2 separate regions of the Homo sapiens genome follow, and region 1 is linked to region 2. A link is a contact called in ENCODE Hi-C data. All regions are on one chromosome and are shown on one strand. Each heading gives the region's core, a stretch centred on a gene start or an enhancer-like site at or near the end of the contact. The rest is flanking DNA. Distances are from core to core; before and after follow the strand shown. Region 1 holds the start of SOX12 (SRY-box transcription factor 12). Region 2 holds the start of SDCBP2-AS1 (SDCBP2 antisense RNA 1).

What was found. Hi-C counts contacts between places; a loop is a spot of excess contacts on that map. Pooled maps may share reads with other maps.
Region 1: a pooled map shows a loop between it and region 2 (13-fold over the local background). The contact joins the promoter of SOX12 here to the promoter of SDCBP2-AS1 in region 2. A Hi-C loop is called at or near these places in 6 of 50 pooled maps.

The regions. Positions count from the first base shown.
Region 1 is chr20:322,794-328,572 of GRCh38, forward strand. SOX12 (SRY-box transcription factor 12) reads left to right here and starts at 2,759. Exons shown (of 1, transcript NM_006943.4): 1 at 2,759-5,779. The coding sequence starts at 3,132. The coding sequence ends at 4,079. It overlaps NRSN2-AS1 (NRSN2 antisense RNA 1), which reads right to left and starts at 2,459. Exons shown (of 3, transcript NR_109990.1): 1 at 2,349-2,459. RefSeq lists silencers at 1,629-1,888, 2,449-2,758, 2,869-3,248, 3,319-3,378, 3,399-3,888 and 2 more.
Region 2 is chr20:1,323,140-1,328,985 of GRCh38, forward strand. It overlaps SDCBP2-AS1 (SDCBP2 antisense RNA 1), which reads left to right and starts at 2,204. Exons shown (of 3, transcript NR_040049.1): 1 at 2,204-2,390. The region is part of intron 1 of SDCBP2 (syndecan binding protein 2); the gene reads right to left. All of the region lies in intron 2 of FKBP1A-SDCBP2 (FKBP1A-SDCBP2 readthrough (NMD candidate)), which reads right to left. LOC124904856 (a long non-coding RNA gene) reads left to right here. Exons shown (of 2, transcript XR_007067487.1): 2 at 727-1,230. RefSeq lists enhancers at 2,266-2,495, 2,486-2,780.

The DNA.
Region 1 (5,779 bases), core at 1,509-4,008, 1.0 Mb before region 2:
TATTTATTTATTTATTTTGAGATAAAGTCTCTGTCTCCCAGGCCGGAGTGCAGAGGTACAATCATTACAACTTCCACCTTTCCGGCTCAAGCAATCCTCCTGCCTCAGCCTGCCAAGTAGCTAGGACTACAGGCAGGCACCACCCTGCCCAGCTAATTTTTGTACTTTTTTTTGTAGAGTAAGGGTTTCACCATGTTGCCCAGGCTGGTCTTGAACTCCTGGCCTTAAGTGATCTGCCTGCCTCAGCCTCCCAAAGTGCTAAGACTACAGCTGTGAACCACTGTGCAGGGTCAAATGTTTATTAATGGATGCATGCATGGATGGAAGAAGGAAAGGAGGCAGGTGTGAATAATGAATGCAGCATTTTCACTGCTGAGAATAAAGAGTGAAATCCTGGTCCAAATCAGTTTGGCAGTGAGTAAGGTTAGGAACTATTCACATACATTGGAATAATAATAGCAGCAGCAGCTACAGGGTCAGAGACAGATCTTTGAGAGGCCATAAGCATTGAAAAGATTGTGGTACCTATCACACACCGTCTAAAATAAAACAAATATTTTATTTATGGGAAAAGTGTTAAGGTGTTGATAATTCCAAGAAAGCTTTTATTTGTCCTACAATCATTACTTTGATACCTTTTCTGAAATCCTAGAGCTGTCCCCACTCTGCCCATTTTTTTTTCTCATTATGGTGATGTCTCTGGGTTGCTGGTGACCTGCGTAACTATTGGGAAATCTAGTTTCTCAAAACTTTTAGTTTTTTTTTAGACAGGGTCTCACTCTGTCACTCAGGCTGGAGTGCAGCGGCTCACTGCAACATCCGCCTCCTAGGTTCAAGCGATTCTCATACCTCAGTCTCCTGAGTAGCTGGGATTACAGGTACGCGTCACCAAGCCTGACTCATTATTTTGTACTTTTAGTAGAGACAAGGTTTCACCATATCGGCCAGGCGGATCTCGAACTTCTGACCTCAAATGATCCGCCCGCCTTGGCTTCCCAAAGTGCTGGGATTACAGGTGTGAGCCACCGCGTCCCGTCTATCATAAGTTTTATTGAACATTGCCTAGGTATCAGGATGTGTTTACATGCATTATCTCATTTAATCTGTAAAACCACCATGTGAGGGAGAAACTGAATTATCCCCATTTTCAGGATAAGGAAAAGGAGGGACTGGGAATGTGAACTCAGGAAGTGTGACTCCATCGGGTAGACTGCTCAGGCTGCAGATGTAAAGGTTTTACACGTAGGCTTTTCCAGATCTCAGCTTCTGAAAGGCGGAGGGACCGTTTGGACGGGAGCAGGGCCTCCTCTTCCAAGCACCCTGTGCCTTTAAGAGTCGCCCCCTCCCTCCAGGGATGCTCCAATTTCTTTCTCCCCACCACCCCCACCCCGCCCCCCGCGCCGCGGAGCCGCACCTCGGTCCTTCCTCCCCGCCCCACACCCTCAAGCTCGGCTCTTGGCCTTCGCTCGTCCAGAAGTGGGTGAGCTGTACCGCCAGAGGCGCATTCTCCTAGCCCCAAACCATGCCCGCTACGCCCCAGCGGAATGCCACCTTAAAGACCCTAATCCGGGCACCTCCCAGCTCCTGCTTCCCAAGGGCGAGGCCTCAGCGCCCCCTCCCATCGCCCATGCTCACGACGCCGTGAAGGTGACCTCCCCCAGGGGCGGCACACGCCCAGTGGTGCCCGAACTGGCTCACACGTGGTGAGCCGGGAGCGCGCGGCCCCTCCCCGCCACGCGCCTCGTGCCGGCCACCCGGCCACGCCCCCAGGACTGGCTCCGCCCCGTGCCCCTGCACGCTTCTCCAGGCTTGGGTGGGGCGACGCGCCCAAGTCGGGCACCGGGCAGGCTACGGGGTGGGGTAGGACCTGGGAATGGCGCACCCACGCATCCTCGAATGTCGCCTGCGGTTTGTGAAAAGCGGGAAGTCCGCCCAGCTCAGGACCTTTGGCTGGCAGGCGAGGTGCCCCGCGGCCCTTGGTGCTGAGCAGGGGAGAGACAGCTGGGACCGCGAGCCTGGGAATCGAATCCTAGTCTGCGTGTCCTCGGTGCTTCCTATTTGGAAACTGGGCATCATATTATCATATTCCCTTCTCCCTCCGGATTCTTATGGAGCTTCGAACGAGATTAAATATACATATATATGAGAAAGGGATTTGTTCACTAGGTCCAAAAGCATTTGCTGGTCCCATATGTGGTCGGACCCTGTGTGTAGTAGGCGGGGGGCAACATCTACGACAACCTGAGTTCGTCCCCTTAAGAAGCTTTCCTGAGTCTTGGGCCCCCCAAATTCTCTTCTGGGATGGTCCGAAAAGACGTCCCTGAAAGAGGAAAGGGCGGAAATCCTACCTGACGGCAGGTGTCTCGGAATGAGCTAAAATTTAAAAGGCAACGCGGGGCAGGGACAAGCGTCCAGCGTCAGATGGAAGCAGGCTCGCGTCCCCTACCCTTCCTCCAACCCCTAACCTAAGAAAAGAAACCGATCTCGCCGGTCTCCCCCAATCCTAGCCGCGAGACCGCCCAGCCCCGCAGCCCGAGCCCCGCCCCGCTCCGGCGGCCAGCGATTGGGAGATGCAAATACCGGCTTCTCTGCCCAGCAACGGGTGACGCGGCGCCCGAGCGCGAGGCGGGGCCCGGCCGCAGCCCAAGCGGGCACCTCGGTGTTTACACGGGGCGGCCCCGCGCGCGCCGCAGCGGCCCGCAGACGGCGAGGGGGAGGGGTGGTGCGCGCGCCGGCGGGGCCGCGCGGGGAGAAAGACACTGAAAGGCGTCGGCGGCCGGGCGGGGAGCGGCGCGCGCGGGCCGCGGCGGAGCCAGAGGCTGCAGGAAGAGCCCGCGGGGGCCCGGAGGGTGCGATTCCTCGGCCCCCGCAAAACAATGTGTGTTGTGAGCCAGGACGCAACTTGCCGGAGGCGGCGGGGGCGCGCCGAGCCCGCCTGAGACCGCGCTGACCTTCTCCCCCCGCCGTCCGTTGGGCCCGAGCGCCCAGCTCCTCGCTCCCCAGTTCGCGGGGGCCGGGCCGAGCCGCGGGGCGGGGCCGCCCCTCCGTCGCCGCTGCCTCCTCCCCCACCCCCAGCCGCGGAGGATGCGGACGGCCCCCGGCGGCGTCTAGCGGCCCCGGGCCCAGGCGCGATGGTGCAGCAGCGGGGCGCGAGGGCCAAGCGGGACGGCGGGCCGCCGCCCCCGGGACCCGGGCCGGCCGAGGAGGGGGCGCGCGAGCCCGGCTGGTGCAAGACCCCGAGCGGCCACATCAAGAGGCCGATGAACGCATTCATGGTGTGGTCGCAGCACGAACGGCGGAAGATCATGGACCAGTGGCCCGACATGCACAACGCCGAGATCTCCAAGCGCCTGGGCCGCCGCTGGCAGCTGCTGCAGGACTCGGAGAAGATCCCGTTCGTGCGGGAGGCGGAGCGGCTGCGGCTCAAGCACATGGCGGATTACCCGGACTACAAGTACCGGCCGCGCAAAAAGAGCAAGGGGGCGCCCGCCAAGGCGCGGCCCCGCCCCCCCGGTGGTAGCGGTGGCGGCAGCCGGCTCAAGCCCGGGCCGCAGCTGCCTGGCCGCGGGGGCCGCCGAGCAGCGGGAGGGCCTTTGGGGGGCGGGGCGGCGGCGCCCGAGGACGACGATGAAGACGACGACGAGGAGCTGCTGGAAGTGCGCCTGGTCGAGACCCCGGGGCGGGAGCTGTGGAGGATGGTCCCGGCGGGACGGGCCGCTCGGGGACAAGCGGAGCGCGCCCAAGGGCCGTCGGGCGAGGGGGCGGCCGCCGCCGCCGCCGCCTCCCCGACACCGTCGGAGGACGAGGAGCCGGAGGAAGAGGAGGAGGAGGCGGCAGCGGCTGAGGAAGGTGAAGAGGAGACGGTGGCGTCGGGGGAGGAGTCGCTGGGCTTTCTGTCCAGGCTGCCCCCTGGCCCGGCCGGCCTGGACTGCAGCGCCCTGGATCGCGACCCGGACCTGCAGCCTCCCTCGGGCACGTCGCACTTCGAGTTCCCGGACTACTGCACCCCCGAGGTTACCGAGATGATCGCGGGGGACTGGCGCCCGTCTAGCATCGCAGACCTGGTTTTCACCTACTGAGCCCACCGTCAGCGGGGCGCGCACGCCCCCAAACCAGCTGTTTACATACAGGAATCAGGTATTGGGGCCCCTCGGAGGCCGAGGCTGGCACCCCATCTCCCGCGCAGCCTGCCCCCTCCTGGACGTGCCCATCCCCCCTCAGATCCAGACATGCCCCTCCCCCGCAGACACACCCCAAGGCAGCCCAACCCCCACCCCTTCCCCGACACCCAAGCCCCTCCCCACGTCGCCCCCTCCTGCACAGCCACCAGCAGCCAGCCCCCTCCGATACACCTCCCGTCCTCTCCTACAGACCTGCACCCCTCCCCCCTTTTGCACACGCCCCTCCTCGTGGCCGGAGGACCCGCCCCCTCCTTTGCTCCGGAATCTCTCCTCCCTCGCCCGGCCCGCCTTCTCTGGGTTAGGGGGGCGATGCGGCCGGGTGGCAACGCACGCGCCTCCTGCGCCCCTCCCTTCCCTGGGGGGAGGGGCGCACCCCTTTTATCCCCGGAGCGCTAGGGCCCGCCCCTCCGCTGGGGCCCACCCCCTTCGTGCGCATGCTTAATGCTTCTGGGGAGGAGGGGGCTGGTCCCAGCGGAGCCGCACTCTTCGCCCGCTCCGGGCAAAAGCGGGGGCGAGTGTAGAGCGATCCTGGGAAATCCTTTGATCCGGGAGCCCTAGGTTTCCTCTCCAGCCAACGGGGCGTCGCTGCCTTAATGGGAGGAGCACTCGGAAGGGTTGGTTTGGGCCTGAAACTCTCCCAAGTGGCATAGCCCCTTTTCCGGTATGGGGTCTCCTACACCCACGCGCACCACCTCTCCGGTCGCGTGGCTGCCTCTACAGCCTACCTATACGTCCCTTTTTCCCCCCAACTGGGAATTGAGAGGTAAGGTCTTTCTCTGGAAATCCAGCAGTAGAGGAAGGGACCACCCAAGAAAACTAAAAACCAAGGCACCTTACCAGTCTGTCTGGGGACAGGATCCCTGCTGCACCTTCCCCACCCCCTCCTGGGAAGTGCCCCCTCACCTCAGGGCACCCGCAACCTGGGCTCCTCCCTGAGCGCACCGGCCCTTCCTGTCACCCAGGTCCACCCTCAGTACTCAAGCTGCAGTATACAGCGGGAAAAACTGAGGCACTTTGGTGCTAGGGGTTTGGGACTGAGGCGTGGAGAGCAGATGTGATGGCAGGAAGACTCTCGCTTTTAAACATCTGGTTTGGGAGAGACCATCGACTTGGCCAGTGAGACTGAGAATGGATTCCGAGTAGTGATGGGCCGTTTGCACCTCGGTTTTTCCACGTGAGAAATGGGGAGAACGCTGCTGTTAGGAGGAAGTTGTGTCCAGTTCAGGGTGCCCTCGGGAGCCCTGTCCCTGTTGCTGTGGCCCCTCTCACGCCGCCATCTCTCTGCCCCGCCCCGCCCCTCCGGCCTCCCCACACCCCCCTTGCCCTCACTACCTGTATCTCACCGGCGTGTGTTCACCCTCCCGGGTGGCTCACACACTCTCATTCACACACACAAATCTCAGGAACAAACGGTCCCAGAGTCCTCCGGACCCCTGCCCAGGGTCTCTGCAGGTCTCTGCCCCACGCGTTCCCGTCGCTGACAAAGCCACCAGCTGCCTCCTTTAAGCTTGGTGCTCCGGCTCTGGGCCTTTCTTGCGCTCTATTTTTTTTTTTTTTTTTTTTAAGAAAAACAACAACAACAAAAAAAGACAATGAAA
Region 2 (5,846 bases), core at 954-3,453:
CCTGGCCTTTGGGGTAGAAATGACCATCCCAACAGGACAGGAATTTCCTGGGAGGGGAGGGAGTCTGGCTCTGACTTCCTTTAGACCACCTGGGGGAAGAGACCCCTTTGCTTATAGCCTTCCCCACTGTGTACACACACTATGAGATTTTTAATCTTGGGACAGTCCTGAGCAGCTATCATCTGCCAAAACATGACCTGCCACCAGGACCACGCATGAACAGCAGATGCGAAAATAAGCAGCCACTCCTGCCCTGATTTTCCTAACATTTAACCAGTAGAGCACTTATATTTTTGTCAGCTGTCCCCTGGGAGAGCAGGGAGTCAGAGATCCATTTCCTGGAAATCACTCCCGGGCCAGATCACATAACCCTTTTTCTGTGTCTGAGATCCTTTCACCACTGCCACCTTCTCTGGATCCCATCTTAGTGCTGGGATGCGGGGAAGTGAGAAAACAGGTACAGTCGTTCCTTGGGGTAGGTTCCAGGACAATGCCCCTCACTCCCCATCCCTCGGATACCAACATCCACAGCTGCTTATGTCCCTTACATAAAGTGGCATAATATTTGCATATAACTTATGCACATTCTTCTGTATACTTTAAATCATCTCTAGATTACTTACAATACCTAATGCAATGTAAATGCTAAACAAAGTTATATTTTATTTTTATTTGAATTTTTGTTGTTTTTTTTAATTTTTATTTTTAAATATTTTCTGTCTACAGTTGGTTGGATCCATGGATGTGAAACCTGGGGATAGGAAAGGCATACTGTATCCCCTGCCTTGTAGCAGCTCACAATATAATGGGGAATGGTTCCCTGCCAGCGAACATGCTGTGTTTCGTTCAATCATTCAAAACATTTGAGTGTCCACTGTGTGCCAGACGTGCTGGTCCCTCTGCTGTGCACATCATCCTCCTTGGTGTGATGCTCCTTCGAGGCTCAGTTCAGATGCTACTTCTCTGCTTGGCTTTTCCAGACTGCATGATACCCAGGCTGCCTGGCTGGGTCTTCCCATGTATTCCACCCCTGACCTGTACTGCCCCTGTTGCCAAGCTATTTATCAAATTATGTGATTAATATCTGGGTATTTTCTTACACTGGACCTCACTCATAAGGGCAGGAGCTCTGTCCCGTTCACACACGATCCTTCCCCGCCACGGCACTGCCCAGCACACATATGCTAGCAAAAATTATTTGACTGAATAAATCAGTGGTTTTCCAAGGAACAGATTGGAAATTTATGTGGGCATTTTTGGGTGTCACGAGACTGAGGGGACAGTCATATCCCTGTCGGGGGTGGGGGGGGCAGGGATATGAAACTCCTGTAATGGATGGGACAGTCCATTACAGTCACCATAACAAATGGTCCTGTCCCGCACAACTTTCAGATATCCTGCCAAACTTTCAAGTAAGCCAAAAATCCGTTATAATTGGTTGTACATACAATCACAATGAATTTTTCCCTAGTTTTAGTACACACTAGACTGTCTGGAAATGCATATATCAGGTTGGTTGTGGGGAGTTACACTTTGCTCACCATTCTGGAAAATCGCTGCCCACCCTGCTCCCCACGGGTGAGTCACCCGAACAGCATGCTCACGTCTGTGTACATGTGTAGCTGTCACAGTGACTCCGCGCTTTTATATAAATATATTTAGCCTTTGACTCAAGATGTCAGATATAAACTGTTGGCAAAATTCAGCTGAATATTGTCTTCTAGTAAACCTAAGCTGATTCCTAAGTTGGGTACAAGCGTGATCGGGTGTAAGCCAGCCTCAGCTTTTACAAAGTGAAATGCATATTCTTTTATTAGAAATTACTTTCATGTCCCTGCCTTCTCCTTATAAACAAAGGGCATCATATTGATTTTTTACCCGGGGAACCATCACCTGGGCTGCAGCCTCAGGACGAACCTGTGCCTTCCCTCTGTCTCAATTTCCTGCTTTGGGAAATAGGAGCCACAAGCCACAAACTCCATCCACCGCGCCACAGGAGCGAGGTCCAACGCAACGGTCCCTAGGGCCTGCCTCCAACCCAGCCTCAGTTTCCTATCTGTCACATCGTTCTATGATCTCGAAATGACTATAACCCCTTTCTTAGCCCCAAACCAGCCGGAAGCGACATCTTCCGGTTGCTACAGGTTACGGCGGTTGCTATGGGCTACGGCGCCTGCGCAGAAACACCGCCAAGCGACTCAGCAACTTCTAGAGCGCATGCGTTTCGCCCACCCAGGCCCGGGCGCGGTTAGGGGTGACTCCCACGATCCCTAGCGGCTGCAGAGTGGAACATGGCGGCCTCCTTGCCGCTTGCGTTACCAGAGTCCACCCGGCCTCGTGCTTTCTCCGGGCGCCCGTAGCTGGCGCCGGCATCCACAAAAATAGATCAGGTAAAGCAGCAGAGTAAGGCATAGGAAGACTTGGTCGGGCTCCGCGGCCCCTCTTTACCGGATTGGAGGCTGCGCGGGTGAAATCGAGCTTTAAACTCCCCTGGCCTCGGAACACCATTTGTAGCCTCTGAAGGAGGAGGACTTATAAGATTCTGTACTAAGGCAGCCGTGGGAAGGGAGGAGAACCAGGTCGGCCCGCGCGCTCCCGGCTGCTTTTGCTCTCCCTTTGGTTTCGAAAGCGTCAAGTCCCAAGGTATTTCCTACCAATTGTGACGTCACCCTTCCTCCCCCGTTTCTCACCCGTTTCTTGTCTGGCCGTGACTTCTGACCCAGTGTTGAGCTAAAAATGCCCCGCCCCACCCTACGCAGATTCACCCCGCGTCCCACCCACCAGTGACTGAGTGACTGGGCTTCTGCTGCCTAGGGAAGGGTTCTTGGCTTGGCCGGGCAAATCAATTCCCACAGCAAAATCAGACCGAAAGCCTGTTATGAGGGACTCAGGCAGTTGGATGTGGCGTATAGGAGGAAGGCTAGGGCAATCAGGAAGGTCTCCTGGAGGAAGGAAGAAGACCCTGACTGGGCCGTGTAGGATGGATGTTCAAGTGGGAAGAGAGTGTGCTATTCCAGGGACAGGGAGGCCCAGGCCTGAGAGTCCAGTTGCCTTCTGGATCCCGTTTACCTCGCAGATTATCCAAACTGGACTCGTGATTTTCCCCAGCTGTGCCGCGCCTCCCCAGCGGTCTCACTGAATCCACCCATGGGCTATGTCAGAAATCTGGGAGTTATCCTCAGCTCCTCCCTTTCCCTTCTGAAGCCATACCTACTTCTTGCCCTCAAATCTCTGTGACCTGACTTCTGGTAATGTTTCCATTCTCACCATCTCATTCTTCTCCACACTTATCATGAAGTTCATTTATTCCAGACTACTTTAGGTTGAGTCCTAAAAGTCAGCCTGCTAGTTCATGCCTCCATGCTTTTGCAGGTGCTATTCCCTCTGTCTTAAGAGTCATTCATGCCTTCTCTCTTTTCCTTGTTGTGAACTCTTTTTCCTCCAATTTAAAGCTTTCCCCCACCTGTACGCATGGAGATTGGCAAGCCTCCCTTCTCTAGACGACAGCATTTCTTGTATTTGCCTCTTCATCATATATTCCACAAGTGTTTGTTAATCACCTACTATGAGCAAGGCCTTCTGCATTTCCTAGGTTGGATTTCCACTGTGCTGTGTTTGTTTGCTCATCTCCCTCACTGGTCAGGAAATGTCACTCATTTGTTAACCCCCAGTGCTGAGCACAGTGCCTGGCACACAACAGGCATCCCATTACTATTTCTGAAAGGAGTGGAAAAGCAGGCACAGAGAGAAGAGAAAGCCTGATATCCTAAATATACAGTCTTTCTTCCCATGCCTGTCTGTGTTTGCAGTCAATAAGTAGAAAGTCTTTCGAAGAATAACCTGGGCCTGGAAAAGGAGAGAAACCATGGCCCTAACGAGTTAGGTTGAAAGGCTGCCTGGCTCCTATAATCTGACAGTGGAAGTTTGCTCAGTTCTGTGCTGATGGCTTCCCACAAGTAATTGGTTCCTCCGAAAGGAAAAGAACCCACCTAACCCCTCTCTCTCAGAGGAATTTTCCTCTCCCACAGCCCTTTCCAGATTTCCATCCCTGAGCTTCTGTACTTTTTGATATAAGCAATAACAACACCCACAACAAACCAATAGCTGGGCTTCGGAGATCAGCAGGGCTGACAAGGGGACTTCAGCCCCCATCTTTGAACTTAGAGTGAGAACACTCTTTGGAACACTTTGTTCCAAAGAGCTGAAGTGATGGAACTCCCACTCGTTCCTGTGGACAGCTCATCCGTCCTTTACAAGACAGTGCGCGGGAGGGAAGCGTGGGTTAGAGTGTCAGAGGAATAGCTCCTGGAAGGCCAAATTAGCCCAGGGATGTGGTGAGTCGGAATAGAAGAAGCTGTTGCTAGGCCACCAGCATGTACCCCCACTCCTCCTCTCAGTGCTGCACTGCCTGCTGGGGAAAAGCTGTGACTTCCTCAAGCAGACACGCCTGAACCCAGGCCCAGGCAGGGCAGGGTTCAGACTGACTGCTTCTGACTTGTGAGAGCACAGCATAGGCAAATCCCCTTTGAATGTCATTTCTTCCTTTGTAATCTGGATAACAATAGTTGCATCACAGTTGTCTGGAGACTGAAAGATTTTTAAAAAGAGTTAAGGTGTATATGGAAAGCATTTAGCACAGCACCTAGCACATAATAGGCATTCAGTAAAAGTTAGCTGTTTATTCATTGTTTCAGCGCTTACTTACTCAGCACCTGCTAAGTCTGAGTACTGTTCTAGGTATCAGCAGTGAAGGAAAGAAGACTTGGTCCCCAAATGTACTTTCTTTGGGGGAAGAGCTGGATAAATAGGCTTTGTGACTCTGTGTGCTGTGTTAGATGGTGGGAGGCACTGGAGAGAAAGAGCAGGACGGAGGGTCATGTCAGGAGGTTCAGAAGCCTTGCTGGCTGGGTGGGGTGACATTTGAGGAAAGGCCTAATGGGGTGGGCACGGCCATTGCAGAGCCTCTCAGGTGGGAGTTGGTGTTGTGTTTAGAGGACATCTGCCAGTGAGAAGCCAGTTGTGCAGAGAGGGAGTAAGGAGGAGTAGTGGGGAGGAAGCTGGAGAAGTGAGAGGGGCCAGATCCTGGAGGGCCTGGAGGTCATGGTGAGGACTTTGGCATTTACTGTAGTGAGATGGGAGCCACTGGGGGATTTGTAGCAGCAGAGTGCCAAGGTCCAAGGGTTATTTTGACAGGCCTCCTCTGGCTGATGTTTGGAGGATGGGCTACAGGGCAGGAGTGGGAGCAGGAGCCCAGGTGGGAAGTGATGGTGGTGGAATTGTCATGAGCTTGGGCCACTGTACGTGAAGCTGCCTGTCCAGTGCTCGCCCAGCCCATACCAGGCTCGTTTTCTGCCCCATTTTCTGAGACCCTGCTGAGGAGGGCATGCACTGGCTCCTGTGTCCAGTATGTCCTTCCATTCTCCTGACTTTGTGGGCTATTTTCAGTCTCCAGATGAAGAAACCAGTTCTTAGAAAGGTGAAGCCCCTGGCGCAGTTCCCCAGCAGGTGTTTCAGTGCTGTGGCAGGAAGGTTTTTTGATAGAAACAGCCTCAGGCCAGAGAAGTCGGCCTGAGCTGTGGATTCCTTGGGAGAAATGGGCTTTTTGCCTGCCTGCAGCCTCTGGTTTCGGCTGGAATTGGCCTTTCAAGGAGCAAAGTGTGGATCTCATCTCCTTGAGCACAGTCATGGGCAGTCAGAAGGCATCGGGGGCCCTCATGATGTCTGGGTGAAGAAAATCACTCAGCCCTTAATCAAACTTGGTCCAGGGCTGGGATCAGAAGAAGAAACCCCACTTCACACTTGACTGCTTGGAGTGAAGCACTTCGAAAGGAAGCTGCCTGGGAAGT